Regions from separate parts of the Homo sapiens genome. Here all the other regions are linked to region 1. The links are chromatin contacts, found by Hi-C or POLR2A ChIA-PET in ENCODE. All regions are on one chromosome and are shown on one strand. The core of a region is the stretch at or near the end of the contact, and the rest is flanking DNA. Distances in the headings are between cores, read along the strand shown.

Region 1 (3,790 bases), core at 857-3,356:
ATGTGGACATCAAGCAACTTAAATTTTTTCCTGCCTCCTTCTGTTAATGTCCAAATTCACCAGTTATATTTTAAACTTTCTGCTTTATTTTTGTGTCACAAATTTTTTCTATTCAAAATATGTGGTAAGAATTATCACTGGCCTGGCTGCCATGCATACTTCTTCAATAAAATCCCACTTCTCCACTTTCTTTTGTGGTTTTGCATTTTGCTTTATTAACTCTTGCTTCAGATTCTCTGGGTTATCAGATACGCATGTCAATCCAGAACACCAGTTTATTGATTTTCACGGGAAACATAAAATACCCAGAATCAGTATCTCTTTCCCTGGACAAGCCTGGCTTAACCTCACACACCTGGTCCTTTGACTCACTTTTTTATCTAGATTTTGGGCTGAACAGGTTTCCTCAGCATGTCAGATTATGGTACAGTGGAGTAAAGTACTGCATTCTTCGGCCACATTCCAGGCCGAGATCTCTACCCTGCTCACCCTGATAGAGCTTTGCCAGCACCGGCACATGACGTGAAATAAGTGACTCTTAACATGTTTATTTAAGTGGATCTATTTTAATTTTCAAGTTCCCAGCAACATTTTTGCAGTGAATATTTGCTTGGTTATTCTAAATTTTGCTTAATTTCTTCCACTATATTTATAGTTTCCCTCCAAAGGGCCTTTTCTAGTTTTTGTTTTTGTTTTTGTTTTGAGACAGTGTCTCATTCTGTCGCCCAGGCTGGAGTGTAATGGCATGATCTCGGCTCACTGCAACCACCATCTCCCGGGTTGAAGACTTCTCCCTGCCTCAGCCTCCTGGGTAGCTGGGATTACAGGCACCTGCCACCACACCTGGCTAATTTTTTAGTAGAGATGGGGCTTCACCATGTTCGCCAGGCTGGTCTTGAACTCCTGACCTCAGATGATTCACCCGCCTCAGCCTCCCAAAGTGCTGGGATTACAGGCATGAGCCACCGTGCCCAGCCACTTTTCTAGTTCTTGACTCTCCTTCTTTTAAACATTTATCTGGGCTGGGCGCAGTGGCTCACACCTATAATCCCAGCACTTTGGGAGGCCGAGGCGGGCAGATCACTTGAGGCCAGGAGTTCGAGGCTAGCCTAGCCAACATGGCAAAACCTTGTCTCTTTTAAAAATACAAAAAAAATAGCCAGGTGCGGAGGTTGCAGTGAGCTGAGATCATGCCACTGCGCTCCAGCCTGGGTGACAAAGCGAGACTCTGTCTCAAACAAAAACAAACAAACCAAAAAACATAAAGATTTATCTCAAGTTTTAGCCAGACAACTAATTCTGGCTCCGATATTTAGTAATGTCAGTACTCTCCAGTTTTTATTATAGTCATGTGCTGAGTAAAATTTCGGTCAACAACAAACTACTTAAACAACAGTGGTCTCATAATACCATTTTTTTTAACTGTGCTTTCTGTGTAGGTATATTTAAATACACAAATACCATTGTGTTACAGCTGCTTACAGTATCCAGTACAGTAACATGCTGTGCAGATCTGTAGTCTAGGAGCAATAGGCGACACCACATAGCCTAGGCGTACCTCGGCTGCACTATCTCGGTTTGTGTAAGTACACCCTATGATTGGACAACAATGGAATCATATAATGACATGCTTCTCAGAACATTTCTCCGTCATTAAGTGATGCATGACTGTACTCTCCCTATTTACTTTTATAATTAACCTTTACCAGCATTCTTTGTTTCACTTGGTTGTTCTTTCCGTTACTGTTCTCTATAGACCCCTCTCTGCCTTCCATCTGGATGAAAATCCTGGGGATAAAGAGTGGTCTCAAGTTTCACGGTACAATAGCAATGTTATCCCCCACTTATCTGGTTACCAAAGCACATCTCCACTCTCAATTAGCAACTTAGAACTGCAAGTAGAACTGCAGGAGATTTCTTTGCTGGCCCTTGTATACTGTTCCTGGCTTCTGTCCTCTCTCTAGCTTTTAACGAAGCTTGGCATAGAGAAGTGCCATTTAGGCTGTGGGTCTTCCTAGCACTTCAGCTTCCTGCACTTGACCAGAAGCCAACAGACTTGGACCATGATGGTTCGGGTCAAGGTAGTTTTATTAATAACCATCTGGAGAACTCAGTCCCATGGAGTCTGTCTGCTCTGGCTGTAAAATAGCTTTCAGGGAATTTTCCAACACATGACTTAGTCACTGATATGAAATCACATGTGAGAAGTGCCCCTTAGACTCCACGGTTGGTGCTCCTGGAGCGTTTTGTACCTCAGTCACATTTTCCATTGTTTCAGAGCTTCCTATGTAGTTGCTCCTCCCCCCTCCCTCTCCCTCGGTAACTGGACTTTTCTGGGGTGCAGGGTCCCTGACTTACTCATCTCTACACTGCCTGCAGCACTGTGCCCTAGAAGGAGTGGAGTAAATGTCTGTATAAGGAATTTCACAAAATATTTTATAGAATTGGGATTGAGAATGAGCAGACCTTTAGGGGTGGTGAAGAGCCGTTAGGGTAGCAAAAGAGCTATCCATAACTGTGAGAGGTTTGAAAATCTGTTCTGAAATTCCTATCGCAAGGGATGCATGTCCTTTGAAATCTTACTTAAAGGAAAGGAGGCTGAGTGTTTGAATCCAGTTGTCTTAGGACATACACGTGACCTACAGGCAGTAGCTGATGAGGCGAGGGAAAAGGAGCTGCAGTGACTTGCTTCATCCTCAACAATCCATTTTTCTAGCCCCGTCTTTCCAACTTCTTAGTTTAAATGATTCCTCTTAGGGGAAATTTAAACCCTCTTTAATTAGGAAAGAGAAAATATGAGATGGAGAGAGAAACTATCACAGGGAGGGGTGTGGCATTCTGAAGAAGTGTTTGTTCTTTGAAATATATTACAGTATAGATTTGCATTTTCTGAGCAGGAATGTTTAGTTTTCCTTGAGGGAGGATTAGGGCAGTCGCAGCAGGAATACAAGGAGAAAGATTCGAGTCTAGGATTCAGTCTTAGACTTCTAGAGGAGGACTTCCGGGTCTGCAGAAAAGCGCTAGTTTTGAAAGGCAAGCTTTGTGGAGAGAGAATTTCTTTAGCATCTATTGAGAGCTGTCCTGGTGGACTAGATTATAATAAACAGCAGGGACAGAGAGAAGTAGCCAATGACAGGGGAGGAGGAACGTGTGAGAGAGGATGGAAGATAGACGGAGGGGAAGCAGGCAGTAAGACATGTCCTGACCACTCCTTTACGGGCTGATGGCTGGGGAGAGGAGCCATGGCAAATCAGTGGACACAAAAGCAAAGGGGTTCGTGTCCTGCCCCACTCTGGATCCCCTGGGAGGATGGCATTGGGAGATATACCTAATGCTAGATGACGAGTTAGTGGGTGCAGTGCACCAGCATGGCACATGTATACATATGTAACTAACCTGCACAATGTGCACATGTACCCTAAAACTTAAAGTATAATAAAAAAAATTGAGGGATTCTGGGAGGATGTAGGACTAGCTGGAGCCTGAGGTCAGGATGAAGAAGCTGCAGAGCAAGTGACTGGCACGCTGGAGCCAGGCGGTGGATGACAGAATGCTGTCCCCAGTGGGTAGACAGATGGGCCTGCTGACCCTCAGCAGTCACCAGTGTGGGGCATGAGCTGGACCCTAGAAGGAAGATGGAGAGAAACCAGCCAGCAGAGAGGGTATCTTTAGGTGGGGCAGTCATTTACTCAATCCAGGTATTACATAATAGCCCTTTTGAGGTCAAGAGATTTGTATTTTTTGGCTGAGAAACTGAGGCTCTTGAAGTGAGGGTAATTCACCCAAGTTC
Region 2 (4,130 bases), core at 135-2,634, 41 kb after region 1:
TGTTGTCCAGGCTGGAGTGAAGTGGCATGATCTCAGCTCACTGCAGCCTCTGCCTCCTAGGTTCAAGCGATTCTCCTGCCTCAGCCTCCTGAGTAGCTGAGAATACAGGTGTGCACCACCACACCCGGGTAACTTTGGTATTTTTAGTAGAGATAGGGTTTCACCATGTTGGCCAGGATGGTCTCGATCTCTTGACTTTCAGTGATCTGCCCATCTCAACCTCCCAAAGTGCTGGGATTATAGGCGTGAGCCACCGCGCCCAGACTGTTTTTGTTATTTTCTTAAAAAGGAGACTCACTCAAACATTTCAAAAGCGATATTCCAGATACAAGAGGGGCTGCTGTTACTATTTTAGCAAAATGAGTCAGCTTAGAAAGATGATCCTTCTCCACACAGTCATTAGTGTTACCATCTTGAAGACAGATTATTAAAACAATAAAAATCCCACTATATCTTGCCATGGCCATTCTACCAAAAAAATTCCATTTCAATAGTATTTTTTTAAGGCTTAACAGACACAATTCATTTCACAAATAAAAAAATGCTTGAGCAAATCATAAAGCTATCCCAACTTTTTAAGTAATCAATTAAATTTAAAGCAGCTTCTGATTTTGCACATTTAAAACCATATTCTAAGAATAATTGTTTAACAGATAAGAACTCACAGATCCTTGAGCTGAATGCTTTATGTTAAAAAAAAAAAACTACTGAAGAAATGGTGTACATTTATATAAAGTACATAAGTCTAAAGTTTCAGAAATCCCATCTCTGTTGTCAAGCACAACTTTCCAGAGGCATCACCAATGATAAAGCAGTTTAACTCTGGAAGCATGTTTTAGCACAAGAGGGCAATCACTAAACACACATCTAGCTGCCTTAACATGTAAATCTGATTTCAAAAAAAAAAGAATATCTTCCTTTAAAGAAAAAAGAGAAGTAAATATGACAAATCAATGGAACATTACTGTTCCTTCAAATCAATGACCTTAGTTGTGCAAAGATCAACTGTCTCTCTTGAAATTATTATTCTCCTTGAGATGCGTACATTTAGTAATAAAATCAATTGTGTTAAGACGCACGAATGTGCAATCAGTTAGGTTCCTGAAAACAATCTTCAGTAATGCATTTGATGCAGTTCAGATACTGAGCTATCTGAGGCAAATGCCAGGACTCCCATTATCGCCAGTCATGAGATGTGCTCATCTATGAAAGATGAAGGTAGGCTGCAAAGGGCAGCCCCTTCAGACAGAAGAATGTCTGGTGATAGCAACTCCTGCCTAATTTTAGAGCCTGACAGGTTTAAAGGAGAATGTTCATAAAAGGGTGTTGAGCTCCCCCTTTTTATCAGAGTTGACAGAGGCCACTTGTGTGGTCTGTGCTACGTGTGCCAAATAAATCTGACAAGGAGCAGAACTGCTCTGAGTCCACAGGCAGCATGCAGAGGAACAAGACATTCCATTACCAAAAGAACTGGACAGTAGGCGGGCAAACTCCGTGCTTCAGTTACCCTGTAACATGAGCATATGAAGAACTTCCTAGGACTTAGAGGGAGGCATTACATGTTTCTGTGCTGTACTAAGGTGAAAAATGCTAGCCTGGCATTAGAAGGTTGTCATCTTGTCTATGTTCCAGGCATTTAACTTTTGGGGAGTAGAGAGGAGTTTAAGAGTCATCTTTGGGCAGAAAATACAGAAGGAAAGTCTATTCCAGACTGCTTTAGTTAGTTTTTCCAAGGATGGCTGGGCATTTTGGTAACACTGGGGATTTAAAAGCTCCCTTAGGATACCTCAATTACAGCAAAGTCAGTCTATTTAAAATCTGTTTTAACTTTTAGTACATTTCTTGAGCACCAACAATGTGCTAAGTGCTATACTGATCATCTCTGCAGAAATTCACCAGCTCTCTAAGGCTCAGCCATCTGTTTTTTGGAATAATACGCCTTTTCCCAGTCTCAAACTGTGAAGCCAAAAGCGAAATAGAAAGTGGAAGTTCTGAATACAAGGAAAGAAGGGCAGTGAAGGAGGCACAGCTGGATCTCGTGCTATGGCACTTTGATGAGTTTATTTGGATTTTAGCAGTAACCTGGTGTTTTGAGGTAGAAAGACACACAGGGCTAGGATGAATAAATCTGACTTGATTGTAGAACATCAAAGCCATCTTCAGTTCCACTGGTCTGATCTCTTTGTAGTTAATGAAGACACACAATCAGACATTTTCATTAAAAGTGAAGGAACCCTGCTACACGCGGAGGCCCAGAGAAAGCAGCGTCTGTTTTGGTACAGGCAGAAACTGCCCTGTAACATGGCTCACTGCAATGGGATTTATGCTGCACATGGAAGGCATATGCTGTGTGTTTTGCTCCTGCATGAGAACCACATGATGAGTCCATCATCAGAGGGTTATGAGTTCTGCATTGTTTGCCTTCAATAAATATTTGTTGAATGAATACAGAATTGCATATTAAATACACACTTTTCTTTTGTTCTCTTCGGCCAGCTCTCTTTTATTGACAATGTGACGTTCAGGCGTTCACTGTGTACTTCTGCAGCGGGTACGGCCGCTCCTTCCGCGGCTGCTGCTTGGTCTTCAGGTTCTCCTCGTGCTTGCTGGGCCAGTGGCGCAGGCGCATGTTTTCTCAGGCCGCAGGTCCAGGGGCTTGTACCTCTTGCCCTTGTAGAATTTCCTGAGGTTTTCTTTGTGTGAGTCTGGTTAATTACGGTGAGAACACGGGCAATGGAATTGTGGATGACACGGATCTTAGAGAGCTTGGAGACCGCGCCGCCTGTCAGTGGCGATGCGCAGCTGGGACAGCTCCACCTTCAGGTCGTCCAGCTGTTTGAGCAGCAACTCTTTCTCCTTCCCGTGAAGGTCCCGAGACTTGATCTTAGCCATTGCTGCACAGGCCGCCCCCGCCGCCTGCTCCGAGGGCTAAATACTCTCTTTTTGACCCTCAAATACCTATACCAGCTTACCTCAGGTCCGGAGCTCAAAGTCATTGTAGCTACCTCTCCCACACCATCTTATCCCTGCCTGCCTGCACAGGGGCCTTGGCTTCCAGGACTCCTGCTTCCAATCTGAGCACCTGTTACCAGATTAATCCATGTAAAACCTCCCTTTTAATCTAAGTCACTCTACTATTCAAAACAGGCAATGCCTCTCCATTCTCTACAAAATGAAGTCCATGTATGTATGTATGTATGTATGTATGTATGTATGTATGTATGTAAAGCAATCCTCATCCTCCTGGCTCAGCCTCCTGAGTAGCCAGGACTTCAGGCATGCACCACCACATGCAGCTAATTTTTTATTTTTTGTAGAGACATGGGTCTCATTACGTTGTCCAGGATGGTCTCAACCTGCTAGCCTCAAGCAATCCTCCTGCCTGGGCCTCCCGAAGTGCTGGTGTGAACCACCAAGCCCATCCAAAGTCCACGTTTTAGACCAGCAATTAAAGCTCTCCACTTTCTGCCTTCAACTTCTCTCAGTTCTTCCCAACTTCAACCAGCCTCTCTAGTGATATTGCTGTTTCGCATCTCCAGAGCCCCAATCCCAATGTCACATGCCTTTCTAAACCAAATCATGACTGAAAAAAAAAAAATCTATTGGCTCTTAGAAGTTCACTTGTTTGACCTCCTCCTCCCTCCCCTATCCAATGCAGACACCCACAAAGCTACATCTCAGGCAGGTTCATCCTTTGCTTAAATATTTCTAGTAACAAGAAAGAAACTTAAAACAGCACAAATGGCCATTCATTGCATTTTGGAGCCTCTCTGTTAGAAAGTTATTCCTTACCTGAAAATGTTAAAATAACCAAAACCAAAAGAAACAAAAGTTAGCCAAGGTTCTGCAGACAGAACCTAGTGACAGAACCTTGCAAGCTAATTATCAACTAAAGTTTCCATACATTTAAAAACAAATGTTAAAATACCTGCCAGTTAGTTTCTATATTTTTCACAACAGAGTTTTCTTTAGTTCATACTTTGGTCAAAATTCACATTATTTATTTTACTTGACTTGTTTAAAACACTTATTTAGTTCTTACCATGTAACAAGCAAGCACTAGTCTAAGGGCTTTAAAAATATTCTCTCATTTTAATCCAAATATGAGGTCTATACAGTTGGCTCTCTAC
Region 3 (3,904 bases), core at 175-2,674, 51 kb before region 1:
GTTGCCCAGGCTGGTCTCAAACTCCTGGGCTCAAGCGATCCTCCAGTCTCATTCTCCTAAAGTGCTCGGATTACAGGCATGAGCCACCATGCCTGGCCCCAGTTAGCTTTAAAAAAAAAAAAAAATAGGAGTACAGTCTAAAATAACTACAAAAAGTTTGGTAAGTACTGAGTGATAGGACTGTATCAGCTCCATTATAATCTTAAAGGACCACTGCTGTATATGTGGTCCGTTGTGGACAGAAAGGCTGTTACGTGGCCTGGGACTGTACACATACCCCTGCTGAATATCTCCACCTTGATAGTCCATGTGGCGATACCTTAATTTCAACACATTGAAAATTGATCCTCCTCCTAAATTCTGTGCCATGAACTCATCTGACCAGTCTCCCAAACTAGTGGTCATCTTAAATCTTTGACTCTTCTTTCTTTCTCCCCCAACCTCATGTCTAATTCGTCATCAAATCCTCTCAATTTATTCTGGGCTTTCCTCTCTAGCCCCATTCTAGCTGTCCCAGCTGGAACAATTACAAGAGTAATTGCCACCCTACTCTCTGTTCTGCTTCAGAATAACCTTCCTAAACTGTTTAGTCTTGTTAATGCTCTATTTAAAAGACTTCACTATCTCCCCATTGACTATGTGATAAATTTCAAACTACTTTGTATGATGAACAAGGCTCTCCATGATTTGAACGGCGAAGTATTTTCTCTCAATAATGGGAGTTTATCCTCCCTTCTCGGGGTTCACTGTACTTGAGTCACATTGGTTGCAGGTTGGATTCCCTTGGAAGCAGACTCTAAGACAGACAGAGATTGGAGAGTAGGAGTTTTGTCAGGGTGTGCTCCTTGGATTACTACCTGTAGAAAAGAAGGGAAGAAAGCAGAAAGGGGCTAAGGGGGAAATTGGCCATGACTTGTGGTATGCACGAGCTAGCTTGTATGAAAATTGGCAAATGCTATAAACCAGGGTCCACTGCTTCCATATGGCCTCCCATTTGCAGCTCTTTGAGTACCTCTGGCCCCACTGGGTTGGGAGCATGGTTCAAGCTCAAGATGACCTTTAGAGCTGTATGAGATAAAGGAGTCTTTTAGCAAATGTCTTTCTCTCCATCCTCTTGTACTAAAAATTCTCCTGGATTGTCATTCTCTTTAATTAAGTTACCCACTCCAAAGTCATTTTAATTCATCAGCTTCTTTGTGTTCTTTATGGCAGTGCTTCTCAACCCGGGGCAATTTTGCCCTCCAGGGGACATTTGGAAATATCTGAAGACATTAGTTGTTGTTATTACTGAGTGTGGGGGTACTATTGGCATCTAGTGGGCAGAGGCCAGGAATGTTGCTAAATATCCTACAACACACAGGATAGCCCCACAACAAAAAATGATCCAACCTCAAATGTTAATAGTGCTGTGGTTGAGAAACTGCTCTAAGTCCATAATGACTCAGCAGGAACTTCATTCTAGATGACCATGGGGAAATAATGAAATCAATTGTTTCATCTCTGCTGGTCTTGAGTCAGCCAGAGTCCCTTCCCCTCGCAATTTTTCAGTGCTAGCTGGATTTTCATTGCCTTTTATCCCTACCAGACTGGGTAATCAATCTCAGATTCTTTTCTATTTCTTTGGAGTTTATGGCCTGCAGTCATTCCCGTATCAGTTAAAATGCTGTTGCAAGAAAAACAAGCCATCTTGATTTAAAAGAACAGTTTATTGGAAGAATATTGGATAGCTCACAGAAATACCAGGAGGGCTGGATTGTGGCATCCTCACTGAAATCGGGTAGCCCAATTCATCCGGATACTAGACATCTAAAACTACCACAAAGTAGATCTGGTGAGGTCACTGCCATTGGCATCCCAAACATTAAATTTTACAGCTTGTGTACTAGACAGGACACTCCATTGTAGCACCGTGCTGCTGCAGTCCCCAAACACTGGGTGCTGCTGCTGGAGATGATTCCCTGCTATCCCAGCTCCTCTGCTTCTCCTGTTTCACAGTCTGGTGTGGGTATGTCTGTCTGATGAGGCCTGGGTTGTTAAAACTGCAAATAATGCTTTGAGGGTATCTGGTAATTTCAACTTGGATGGTAGAAGGTAAGCTTTACCTTACAAACAACTTGTAAGTTAGAGAATTCATCAGACACAGGGAAGTATTTCTGGGGAACAACATGGTGACAACTTTTAGGCAGAAAAGGTGTTCATTCCTTTTGACATTCACACAGATTTCAGGCTACTTTATCATAAATATCTCTAACAGCAAAAGTTTAGAAGTGTGTAGCTCTCTGTATTTTTCTAGTGTGTTATCTCAAGTTAATTTATAGATTTCTGACTCCATCATAACTGCTGTATACTTTTTCATATGCCCCTCCCCCACCAACAACTTGTAATTTGGAACCACTATGGTTACTATATTTACTTAGGATAAAATTAGGTGTATGTCCCCTAAAGATCTTATCTTTAGTATTCTAATTCATTTCAACATGTGCTAGCAGTGCTAAAATAAACAATGCTGGAAATAGCTTTCTAGGATACAAAGCTAGACAGCATGACTTTTCATTTGTCTTTGATTAATTGTGTACTTGCCTCTTTTATGGAAGACAAACCCATATGTAAAGCTATACCAAGACAGAAAAACAATAGACCTTTTTAAAAGGTTCTTAGTGTGAGTGTGACTTTTTTACTTTTTTCCTTATTGTCACTTGATGGATCTTTCCATTCACCTTTTCTGACATCAAAGATGAAAAATTATGTGCTTCAGAGATGAGCTGATAATACCCTGACAAGGCTTTGCAAGAGTTTCTGGTAGCCTGTCTTATAAAATACCAACATTTCCTGGAAGACTCAGAAATTGCCAGTACGGTAGGGTGGTTATTTAATTTATGTATTTTTATTTTTATATAAGATAGGGTCTGCCTATGTTGCCCAAGCTGGTCTTGAACTCCTGGGCTCAAGGGATCCTCCTGCCTTGGCCTCCCAAAATGCTAGGATTTACAGGCATGAGCCACCATGCCGAGCCATGGTGATTATTAAAAAAAAAAAAAAAAAAAAAAAGTGAAGTTAATGAGGTGATTTGATAGAAGGACCCAGAGACAGGTCAGTTTTTGACTTTCACATGAAGACTGGGGGCAGCCAATTTGCCTTTTGCTGTTGGCGGTGTTTGGTATATGTTGGTAAGACCCCAATCTTACGAGTTCTTATTGCCAAACGTAGGATTGCTTTTTCATTGTTGCCTAAGGTATCTTTCCATACTGTCGTCTATGATTCCTTCACTTTCATAGATGGAGAAAACTGAGTTGTAGGAAAAGTAGACCACGGATTCAGAATTAAAAATATTAAAAACCAACTGATCAAATAAAAACTACTATAAGGCCCAGTGCAGGAAGAAGGGAGGGGAATCCTTATGAGTCAGAGGCTGGAGATCACCACACCCAGTTTCAGAAATCATCAGAATGGCAGGCTTGCTTTTTAAATAAACTTTTAATTTCAGAATAGTTTTAGATTTATAGAAAAGTTAAAAAGACAGTATGGCAAATACTGGATCCACACCAGCAAACTGTCCTTTACTGAAAGTTTATGCTCAAAGAGGTTTGAAGCCTGGTCACCCCCAATGAAAAATGAGAGCTAACGATGTGCCTGGCTGACTACCGATTGTCCTGCCATATTCACTTTTTGATTTTAGCAGGATCTCCAGTCAATTCTTGTGCACATGACAGTTTGAGAACCATTTAGCTAAGTTACATTCTTGGTCAGCTTGTTGGGGTGGCGAGGGTGCGGACTGTGCATGTGTTTAGGTGTGTGATTGCGGGTTGATGATGTGATTTTCATTTATTTGGAGAATCCATAATCCAGACTCGATTGGACCATAATTGCTAGAATCATGTAGGCCACACTGAGGGAATAAACTGCC

Evidence for each region. Hi-C counts contacts between places; a loop is a spot of excess contacts on that map. ChIA-PET counts read pairs that join two places held with the same protein, here RNA polymerase II (POLR2A). Pooled maps may share reads with other maps.
Region 2: a map of Right ventricle myocardium inferior shows a loop between it and region 1 (6-fold over the local background). The contact joins two enhancer-like sites. A Hi-C loop is called at or near these places in 2 of 168 maps with a recorded cell type or tissue (Right ventricle myocardium inferior and ovary) and 3 of 50 pooled maps. POLR2A ChIA-PET finds 5 or more read pairs at or near these places in 2 of 52 experiments (MCF 10A and Panc1).
Region 3: a map of gastrocnemius medialis shows a loop between it and region 1 (1.9-fold over the local background). The contact joins two enhancer-like sites. A Hi-C loop is called at or near these places in 5 of 168 maps with a recorded cell type or tissue (cardiac septum, endothelial cell of hepatic sinusoid, gastrocnemius medialis and 1 more), 1 of 37 single-sample maps with no recorded cell type and 2 of 50 pooled maps. POLR2A ChIA-PET finds 5 or more read pairs at or near these places in 1 of 52 experiments (OCI-LY7).

Annotation. Positions count from the first base shown.
Region 1 is chr6:105,258,551-105,262,340 of GRCh38, forward strand. No RefSeq gene overlaps it. Among named protein-coding and RNA genes, the nearest start is that of PREP-AS1, 19 kb to the right of the region's middle. Within about 2 kb of position 2,107, at least 2 of the 41 ENCODE cell types and tissues checked have a DNase peak (open chromatin) inside an H3K27ac peak, as active enhancers do.
Region 2 is chr6:105,299,932-105,304,061 of GRCh38, forward strand. All of the region lies in intron 10 of PREP (prolyl endopeptidase), which reads right to left. It also overlaps the pseudogene RPL35P3. Among named protein-coding and RNA genes, the nearest start is that of PREP-AS1, 23 kb to the left of the region's middle. Within about 2 kb of position 1,385, at least 5 of the 41 ENCODE cell types and tissues checked have a DNase peak (open chromatin) inside an H3K27ac peak, as active enhancers do.
Region 3 is chr6:105,208,632-105,212,535 of GRCh38, forward strand. No RefSeq gene overlaps it. Among named protein-coding and RNA genes, the nearest start is that of POPDC3, 31 kb to the left of the region's middle. Within about 2 kb of position 1,425, at least 4 of the 41 ENCODE cell types and tissues checked have a DNase peak (open chromatin) inside an H3K27ac peak, as active enhancers do.